3 separate regions of the Homo sapiens genome follow, and regions 1 and 2 are each linked to region 3. The links are chromatin contacts, found by Hi-C or POLR2A ChIA-PET in ENCODE. All regions are on one chromosome and are shown on one strand. Each heading gives the region's core, a stretch centred on a gene start or an enhancer-like site at or near the end of the contact. The rest is flanking DNA. Distances are from core to core; before and after follow the strand shown.

What was found. A loop is a pair of places that touch in the nucleus more often than their neighbours do. ChIA-PET counts read pairs that join two places held with the same protein, here RNA polymerase II (POLR2A). Pooled maps may share reads with other maps.
Region 1: a pooled map shows a loop between it and region 3 (4-fold over the local background). The contact joins the promoter of TXNRD1 here to the enhancer-like site in region 3. A Hi-C loop is called at or near these places in 1 of 168 maps with a recorded cell type or tissue (mammary epithelial cell), 3 of 37 single-sample maps with no recorded cell type and 12 of 50 pooled maps. POLR2A ChIA-PET finds 5 or more read pairs at or near these places in 1 of 52 experiments (activated CD4-positive, alpha-beta memory T cell).
Region 2: a map of cardiac septum shows a loop between it and region 3 (3-fold over the local background). The contact joins two enhancer-like sites. A Hi-C loop is called at or near these places in 1 of 168 maps with a recorded cell type or tissue (cardiac septum) and 5 of 50 pooled maps. POLR2A ChIA-PET finds 5 or more read pairs at or near these places in 3 of 52 experiments (B cell, Panc1 and activated CD4-positive, alpha-beta T cell).

What each region holds. Positions count from the first base shown.
Region 1 is chr12:104,214,190-104,217,363 of GRCh38, reverse strand. It overlaps TXNRD1 (thioredoxin reductase 1), which reads right to left and starts at 1,585. Exons shown (of 17, transcript NM_001093771.3): 1 at 1,471-1,585. The coding sequence starts at 1,561. RefSeq lists enhancers at 577-1,192, 1,193-1,809 and a silencer at 1,633-1,722.
Region 2 is chr12:104,407,401-104,410,483 of GRCh38, reverse strand. No RefSeq gene overlaps it. Among named protein-coding and RNA genes, the nearest start is that of CHST11, 48 kb to the left of the region's middle. Within about 2 kb of position 1,748, at least 13 of the 41 ENCODE cell types and tissues checked have a DNase peak (open chromatin) inside an H3K27ac peak, as active enhancers do.
Region 3 is chr12:104,670,409-104,673,505 of GRCh38, reverse strand. The region is part of intron 2 of CHST11 (carbohydrate sulfotransferase 11); the gene reads right to left. Among named protein-coding and RNA genes, the nearest start is that of MIR3922, 80 kb to the right of the region's middle. RefSeq lists an enhancer at 1,491-2,095. Within about 2 kb of position 1,710, at least 31 of the 41 ENCODE cell types and tissues checked have a DNase peak (open chromatin) inside an H3K27ac peak, as active enhancers do; they include mammary epithelial cell, where a contact is called at or near this core.

The sequences.
Region 1 (3,174 bases), core at 336-2,835, 460 kb after region 3:
ACCCCAGCCTGGGCAACGAGAGCGAAACTAAAAAAAAAAAAAAAACAAAATTGTTAAGATGGTAAATTTTTTTTTTTTAACCACACACAAAAAGAATGTAGCTAAAGAAAAACAGTAAATAAATGGAAGGACATAGATATCAAGAAGATCCTGAGGATGGCACATGAAACGTCAATTTGGGATGCACCTGCTCAAACTCCTTCATTGTACTAATGGCCACAAATTAGCTGCCTGACCTGGACCTTGCCTGACCTTGCTCCTACCCTGTTCCTTTATTCTTCCCTTCCCCTAATCCAAGTCCTTAACTCCAGCAGGATATACAGGCCTCCCTATCTCTAGCATGGTCTCACCGGCTGCTTCCCCTAACAAGAATGTTCTCCCTTCAGACACCTCTACCAAATCCTACCTCATCTATGGGAGCTGCCATCCCCACTTGGCTGTTTTTACCACTCCTTTTAGCCCTTCACCATATGCTGCCTTGTAACTAAACTGTAAGCCTTTGAAAGAGGCAGATCCTACAGCATTTAATAATTCTAGCCATTGGGCAAGGCACTTTTTGGAGCCTCACTTTCTCAAGCCTATAAAAAAGGTGGAGGCGGCCATATGACTATGACCAGGGCTTTTGAGTCAGATGGCCTCAACTGGTATCCCAGCTCTTCCACTTACTAGTTGTGTGCTTTGGGTAAGTTTTATAACCTCTTTGCTTCTCAGTTTCTTCATCTGTATAATGGGGTTTATGATAAATCTCTCAGTATGGCTGGAAACATGAACCAAGATTATTACCCATGTCTAGTGCTTCCAAAGGCCCCTCTCATGTCAGTGCTTAGTAACCACTAGCCATTATTGGCATTATCCGGACAATGGAGAAGAGACTGGGAGCTTTCTCTTCTGGAAGAACAAGTGAAAGGATAAAGCGGGATGATGGTGGGAGAAATGTGCCCAAAATTCAAGGGGATGGAGAAAGGGGGCCGGGAAGGCGTGTCGGACAAGATTCTCGATGGAGGAGGATGCTGGGAGTGGGCCGGGGGCTTCTGGAGAGGTGAAGGGGCACCCCCGGACTCGGCTGTCGGTTTGGTCGCTTCCCCCGTAACCTTTCATTGGAAACACGGTGCTTGTAGGAAGAGGACGCCCTAACGGGCCCTGAGCGAAATCAGGCGGGTCGCTGCCGAGATCTCGGTTCGGTTTCCGACAGGTTTCCGGGCAGGTCCTCGCGGCGGGCCCGCTCCTCCTTCCACCTCCCACCTCTCTCACAGCCAGCGGGCGGGGCAGCCCTCGGCCGGCCGCCGGCCTCCGTCTCCCGGGGTGACCTGGGGGAGCGTTTCTGGGGTCTCCAGCGTGGCGCGCGGTCAGTCACTGACTCCAGTGAGGGGCTTCAAGGCCAGGGCTCCGGGGCACTTTATCCCCAACCCCGGCCGGAAGGCCCGCTTCGGCCCGTCGACCTGGGGACCAGGCCTTCGCCCTCGGTCGTACCTGACCTACGGCGGCCATCGCCGTTCTTGCCTTTCGTCTGCAGCTCCGTTGGGGCGGCCGCCGCCACTGCCTTGCCCTCGGCGCAGCCCATGTCGCACAAGGCCCTGTGGGAACTGACGGAGCCGAAGGACGCCTGGCGGAGGCCGCGAGCCCCCTGCCGGCCGCGGGTCGGAGAACGCGGTGGGCGGGGCGCTCGGTGACAACAGCGAAGTCATAGCCCGTGTATCTTCTTCAAGGTCGTGAATTTTTTTTTTTTAACAGGAAAGAACGGTCGCTAAAGGTAAATTGGAAAATGCAGAAATGGAAAGGAGAAAAGAGCGCACCACCCAAAATCCTTATCCTTCGGCTGGGCGCGGTGGCTTACACCTGTGCACTTTGGGAGGCCGAGGTGGGAGGATTGATCGCTTGAGCCCAGGAGTTTGAGACCATCCTGGGCAATGTAGAGAAACCCTGTTTCTACAAAAAATAATTTTAAAAAATTTATCCTTCACACAAACTACTTTTGCTGTGTTTACTATTTCTTTCCAGTTTTTCCCCTCTATGCATAGTTTTGCATCCAGCATTTCACTTAATACTAGTATTTTCCATACTATCACATAGTCTTGTAAGCCTCCCAGATAACCACCTGGCTTCCACTGTCACTTCAGTCTTTGCCTCTTTGACCGTAGATGAAGCATACACTGAACATCGTAGTTTCTTTTTAATACACTTTATTTTTTAGAGCAGTCTTTTTTTTTTTTTTTTTTTGAGACGGAGTCTCACTCTGTCACCCAGGCTGGAGTGCAGTGGCGCGATCTCAGCCCACTGCAACCTCTGCCTCCCAAGTTCAAGCGATTCTCCTGCCTCAGCCTCCCGAGTAGCTGGGACTACAGGCGTGTGCCACCATGCCCAGCTAATTTTTTGTATTTTTAGTAGAGACGGGGTTTCACCGTGTTAGGCAGGATGGTCTCGATCTCCTGACCTTGTGATCCGCCCGCCTCGGCCTCCCAAAGTGCTGGGATTACAGGCGTCAGCCACTGCGCCTGGCCTTAGAGCAGTCTTAAGTTCACAGCAAAAAGACCATCCTATTTGAACAGAAATCTGATCACGCCCCCCTCAACTCTACCCCCACCCTTTACTTTACTCTATTTTATTTTTACCAGCACTGAGAGCCTTCTAACTTACCCTATATTCTCTGTCACCTGCTCCCACTCCCTCCGCCAGCCTCCCCACGACACCCTGCCCATGTAAACGCTGCCAAAATAGAACCTTTGCATTTTTTTCTTGTATCTTGGCCTTCAGCTTGGGCCAGGTGGCCTCCCCCACCTCTTGAAGGAAAGCAGGGAAGAAGCGGGAAAATATTAATTTGAATAATTATAATAATGTAATAGTCCATCCACTAGAGCTACTGGACGATTACATAGCCTATTATTAGATGTTTAGTTTGTTTTTTATTTTTAAAAATTATGAATAAGGCTGCAGGGAACATCTTTGTGTTTATAGTTTTAAGGCTGTCATTACACGTTGCCAAAATTGCTTTTTTGGAACTGTGGTTCCCATTTGAACTCCTACTAGTAATGAATGAGAGTGATTTTTTTTAACACCAAACCACATTGCGGCACATCAGGTGCACAGTCACTGTTCTCTATCAGTGCAGTGCTCTGTTTTTCCTTCTTTCAATTAACTAACATATGGTAAGCATCCAACTTATGCCTGGCTTTGTTT
Region 2 (3,083 bases), core at 499-2,998, 260 kb after region 3:
CAGTCATGTACTGGGATATGTCAGGTAGAGTGATACCATATTCAAATAAGACTCTGAACTCTTTGCAGGTAAAGTGACAGAATCCAACTCTACTGGCTTAAGCAAAGAAAGGGAGAACTTATCTCCCATAATGGAAAAGTGTAGGAGAATAGCTTCAGGCATGGCTGGATCCAGGTGTTCAAACTATAATATGTAATCAGGAATCTGTTTCTCTCCAGTTCTCTTATTTGCTTTCCTCCATTCTGGCTTCATCTTTAGGACCAAGTCCACGTATTGACAAAAATGGCCTCCAGCAGTTCCAGACCTATAGTGAACCAGCCTAACAACCTGGAAAAAAGAACCCTCTTTCTCAATTTTTTTTTTTTTGAGATAATCTCACTCTGTCTCCCAGGCTGGAGTGCAGTGGCGTGATCTTGGCTCATCACAACCTCTGCCTCTCAGGTTCAAGTGATACTTGTGCCTCAGCCTCCTGAGTAGCTGGGATTATAGGCAGGCGCCACCACGCCAGGCTGATTTTTGTGTTTTTAGTAGAGATGGGGTTTCACCACTTTGGCCAGACTGGTCTCAAACTCCTGACCTCAGGTGATCGACCCGCCTCAGCCTCCCAAAGTGCTGGGAGTACAGGTGTGAGCCACTGTGCCCGGCCCTCTTTCTCAATATTGAGGACTTTGGTCCTAGGCCAAAGAGGGCTCAGGAGGTAGGATTTAGCCCCACCTGAACCACATGGCCTGGGAGTTGGGGCAGGGGAGATCCCTAAAAGAAAATCTGATGCTGTTAGCAGAAAAAGGAGGAAGGATGTCGAGCAGGGAGCAAAGCCATTCACTACAGCTGGCATCAGACAGATGCTGTGCCAACATTAAAAATCAGGATGTGGAATGACATCTGTTAACCTGGGGAAAAATTCATAGAGTCTTGCTAAGTGAAAAAAGTAAGCTGCAAAACACTACTGTGAAATGACACCATTCCGAGGTATGAAAATATTATAGTGTAAGTATGCCTAGAATTAATTCTTAAGGCAATATCCCAATGCACCCTGGTGAAGTGGAAAGTTTTCTTTTTTATATTTGTTTGCAATTTTAAAATTTCTATACTGAATATCTATTGCATTTACTATTATTTAAAACACATTTTAAAATTAAGGTGTGTGTGAGGATTGATTTTATGTGTCAACATGGCTGGGCTATGGTGCCCAAATATTTGGTCAATCATTCTGGATGTTTCTGTGAAGGTGGGTATTTTTTTTTATGAGATTAACATTAAAATTGGTGGACTTTGAGTAAAGCAGATTGCCACCTATAATGTGAGTGGCCCTCATCCAATCAGTTGAAGGCCTGAATAAAACAAAGACCAACCTTCGGAGCAAGAAGGAATTCTTCCAGCCGGCTGACCTTGGACTTGAACTGCAACTTTTCACGGAGTCTCCAGCCTGCTGGCCTATCCCATCAGATTTTGGACTTATCGAGCCTCCACAATTGTGAAAGCCAATTTCTTAAAGTCTCTCTCTACACACACACACACACACACACACACACACACACACACACACACTCCCTGTTGGTTCTGTCTCTCTGGAGAGAACACTCACACAATCCAGCTCCTGCCTTCTATCAACTCCGCGAAGAAGATAACAGCAGTCAGGAAGCTTGTGTCCCAGCCCGGGGCTGTCTCTTACCAGAAGGTTGGTCCCAGGCAACTCCATTCTTCCCTGAGCCTAGCTTCCTTATCTCTAACCCCGAGGGTGACTCACTATTCCAGCCTTGACTGACTGCCAAATGGCCCAGACAGGGCCAGTGATAGTCCCACAGTGCCCGTCCTTAGTATAATTTCTCAACACTGAGCTGCCAGTCACTTATTTCTGAAGATTAGGTGCTGCCATGAGTTTCTTTACACAAGAAGTCAGTGTGGAAAAAAAAAATAGAATAAAACAACAAAATCTCCCGAGCCGAGAGACTTTTCTAGTCACTGATGAATAGATAAAAAGAAACGTCTGTTTCATCTTCATGCTTAAAACACCTGCAATATCAATACACTTCCCGATCTCATCATTAGCACTGAGAAGACTGATCCATGCTTAAACCCAACAAGACTTAGCTCCCAGAGTAAAGGGCCTTTGCCTCTTGGCTCACCTCTCTGGCTTTGTACTTTCTTTGTGCACTGAAGATCAAATGTGGCATGAAGTGAGAAACTCACTTCAAACCCCCACTCCGAATCGTTGAACAGGTTCTAAAAGCACTGGAGCTGAAAGTCCCCTCTCATGATTCCAGCCCGTGTGCACTGGACATGCCCAGAAAGGAAGCCCTGCCATTGTCTGGGATGTGTCTCATTGACGTCATCAGCAGTCTTCCTTGAGTTTCCCAATGTCCCCAACACTTCCCCTGGTGGTCAACTATCCAGGTAGTTCTCTTGTGGCTTCAGGAATGCTCAAGGTGACCCCTAGGGCCTATTGAAATAGTCCATTAATGAAAATCATTCTGTCCAGCCTATCATTCTTATGCCTCTCAGATATGGCAGCCCCTTTAGAGAACAAAAGATTTCCATGCTTCCTTCACTATGTGGAAATGAAATTTACAGATAATTTTACCTTCCTGCACACACAATTTAAAAAAAATCAATAGAATGTCCTATCTATACTATGAAGAAGGAATAAAAGTAATTTAGGATAAAAACAGACGTAATGTAGAATAAAACAATATCCATGCTGTCAATCATTCCACAGTGTTTATGAGTGTCTACCTCCAGGCAAGGGTGTCAGTGCAGAACAGCAAAGAAAACTGTCAGGAAGGGGGATACAGCATTGAGGGCGTGGGCTCCTAGCTCAGGCAAGACCTTACTGGAAGTCCTAATGAAATAATTAGATGCTTGCATCTCCTGTGTTAATGAATTCAATGAATATTTACCAAGTGTTGACTGTGAGGCAGGCACTGTTCTAGGGGACGGAAAGTCAGGAGTGAACAAACCCTTTCCCCCCCGGGTTGCCATTCCAGGCGGGGGCATAAGTTTCAATGTAAGAGGAATGAGGAGGTCAGGAGCCAGTGTCTACAAGGAAATCAAATGAGCTGCAGGTATGCAAGGACATGAGAAGA
Region 3 (3,097 bases), core at 461-2,960:
GGTACTATTATCATTCCCATTTTACAGGTGAAGAAACTGAGGCCCAAAGAGGGTAAGTTACTTGTCCAAGTCAAATAGCTAAAAATAGGTGTCACCACATGTGTATTTTTGAGAAAATGCTCTAGGCTCACCCTAGAAAGCCTCAAGTCAGTGTTAATCCATGTAACAAACCATTCCATTAACAGGTACAGTAGGCTGAATGGTACCTCCCCAAAAGATAGGTCCACATCCAAATTCCCAGAATCTGGGAATGTGACCTTCTCTGGATAAACGGTCTTTGCAGATGTGATTAAGCTAAGGATCTTGAGATTATCCTGGAGTGTGTGGGTAGGCCCTAAATATTAATGACGTGTCTTTATAAGAGACAAAAAAGAAGACAGAAGAGGGGGCAGCAACGTGTACATGGAGCAGAGAGATGGGGCCCCAAGCCAAGGAGTTTGGCAACTGGGAGAGGCAAATAATAAATCTTCCCTTAGAGTCTCCAGAGGGAGTACAGCTTTGCTGACACCTTGATTTTGGACTTCTGGCCTCCAGAACTGGGAAAGAATACATTTCTGTTGTTTTAAGCCACCTGGTCTGTGGTGATTCATTATGGCAGCCTCAGAAATGGTGGGGCAGGTATGGCCAAGCATCAGGGTTTCAGAGTAATCCTCACGCCTGGGTGTCTGAGTGGTGGCAGCAGGAGAACAGAGGTGCCATGCGGGAGGCATGTGAAATCTGGGGGAGGCTCTTGGCTTGGAAAGTGTAGGAGGGAGAGTCACAGTCAGAATCACGAGCCAGTTTTCCAGCCAAGAAGGCTGCCCAGCAGAGCATACGCTTGTTGCCATGCACTGAGCTGCCCGTCATGGTGAGTAATCTTGCCCCATTGGGAGGTTACTCCTCCCGAGGTCCCTTTGGAGGTGGTGAAGCCAACCATCCTCACATGTTCTATTCCTGAAAGAGGCCAGGGCCAGGCCAGCTTCCAGCTCTCAGAAACACCTGCTCGTGGAATCAATGGCCACAAGGCATGGGATAGCTGATAAAGGGGTTTTCCTTCAAAGTTTTTCATTCTCTGCAGTATTTTGGCAGAATTTGCCAGAAAGCAGAAAGCAATGGTCTCTTTATTCTCCATTTCTGGAGCTATCTGCTCCTTTCGCCCCTCTCTGCAAAGACACTTGCCACAAGACAGCTGGACAGCCGGGCCCCTAATGGAGTCCTGCACACACATCACTCACACGAGCCATTACTCCGCAAGCCAGAGCTGACCTTGGGGAGAGAGGGACAATCCCCTCTCTCCCACACGGTCCACCCCCCTGTGCAGGCCAGACAGGTCTCAGGGAGGTAGGTTTCCAGAAAACGCGCTTCCCTGACATTCCTGGGCATTTTCATTGTCAGGGATGGAGAACTCGAGCTACCCAAATTGTATCAAAACATCTGAAGTCAGAGCAGAAATCTTAATGCTCCTTCCTCCAGGGCTGATCATTACAATATTCCTTAATGGGTAGGACATGGTCACTGACGGGTCAGAAGGAATGCTGCCTGGGAACTGTGCCAAGGCCTCCTGCCAAGTGCCAGTTTTGCCCCATCCCCCAACCACACCCCAGTTATGGAGAGGAAACTGATGAGTCACTGGCCGATTTGCTAACTTCAGTGTCCCAATGCCACACGCCTACAAGGTGACAAAGGGGGTTTCCATTTGGCTGTTGAAAGCCTCTTCTCACATTATGCAAGAAGAGGGCTGGGGGCGGGGAGGAGAGAGAGACAGAGAGAGAGAGAAAAAGAGAGAGAAAGATAGAGATTGGGTAAAATGTCTAAAATTCAAATCATAAGTTCAAGGGGGACTTTCTGTAAGTAAAGGAATCTTTGGTGAATAAAGTATCACCTCACTTTAAACAGTGGCTTTGCTCACACTGTAGGCGTTCTCTAGGCTGCCTGAGATAACTGTCCTGGCCCGTTTGCTGCGAAACCTGTGGGGGAAGCGACAGGACTTCCTAGACCGATCACAGTGCAGTGGGCTAAGAGCTTCCATGATCAAAACCATGATCGCGCTGGTAACAGTAATGATCAGTAGACAGGCATTCCAAGCACTTGATGTGGCTCTCCTCATCGAATATTCTTAACAACCCTAAGAATCAGGGCAAATACTGACCCCACTCTGCAAATGGGGAAATGAAGGCACAGCAAAACCAAATAACTTGCAGAGCCAAGATTTCAACCAAGCAGCCCTGCTCCAGGCTTTTCCCTACCACCCACACCCCATGCTTAGGATCACGGGCGCAGCAAGAAGCCGTGTCCAGTCAGACTGGAGATCACAAGAGGCTTTGCGGAGGAGGGTGTGCCCATGGCCAGCAGACTAGCTGTCAGCTAAAAGGAAAAGGTCATCTGCTCCCACCCCGTGTTAATGAGAAAAGCTAAAACTAGCCATTCTCTACCATCTCATCTCCAGTATTCCAATCTGGTGATTATGTTTTCAGCTCTGAACATGATCTTAGGGCTTCTCACCTGCCCAACACCCTCAGAAGGCAGGGCAGGAAATCCATATGTGGGAAATCAAAGAAACTGAAAAGGCAGAAGCAGAAACACAAAGCTGGAAAAGAGTGTGTGTGTGAGTGTGCATGTATGTGCATGTATGTATGTGTGTGTTTCTGTTGGTGTATATGTATAGGTGTGGGGGGTATGTGTGGGAGTGTGTGTGAGAATGTATGTGTGGGTGTGTGTTTATGTGGGGTGTGTGTGAGAGTGTATGTGTGGGTGTGTATTGGTTTGTGTATGTGAGGGGTATGTGTGGGAGTGTGTGTGTATATGTGGTGTGTATGTATGATGTGTGTGTATGCAGGGGTATGTGTGAGAGTATATTTGTGTGTGTGTGGGTATGTGTGGGAGAGTGTGCATGAGTGTGAGTGCGTGTGTATGGATGTGTTTGTGTGGGAGTGTGTGTATGAGTGTGAGTGCATGTGTGGGTGTGTATGTGTGGGAGTGTGTGTGTAAGTGTGAGTGCATGTGTGTATGGATGTGTTTGTGTGAGTGTGTATGAGTGTGAGTGTGTGTGTGTGTGGGTCTGAACATATGCACTTGCACATGTGTATATGCTCCATGAAGGAGGCTATGTTGGGGGTGG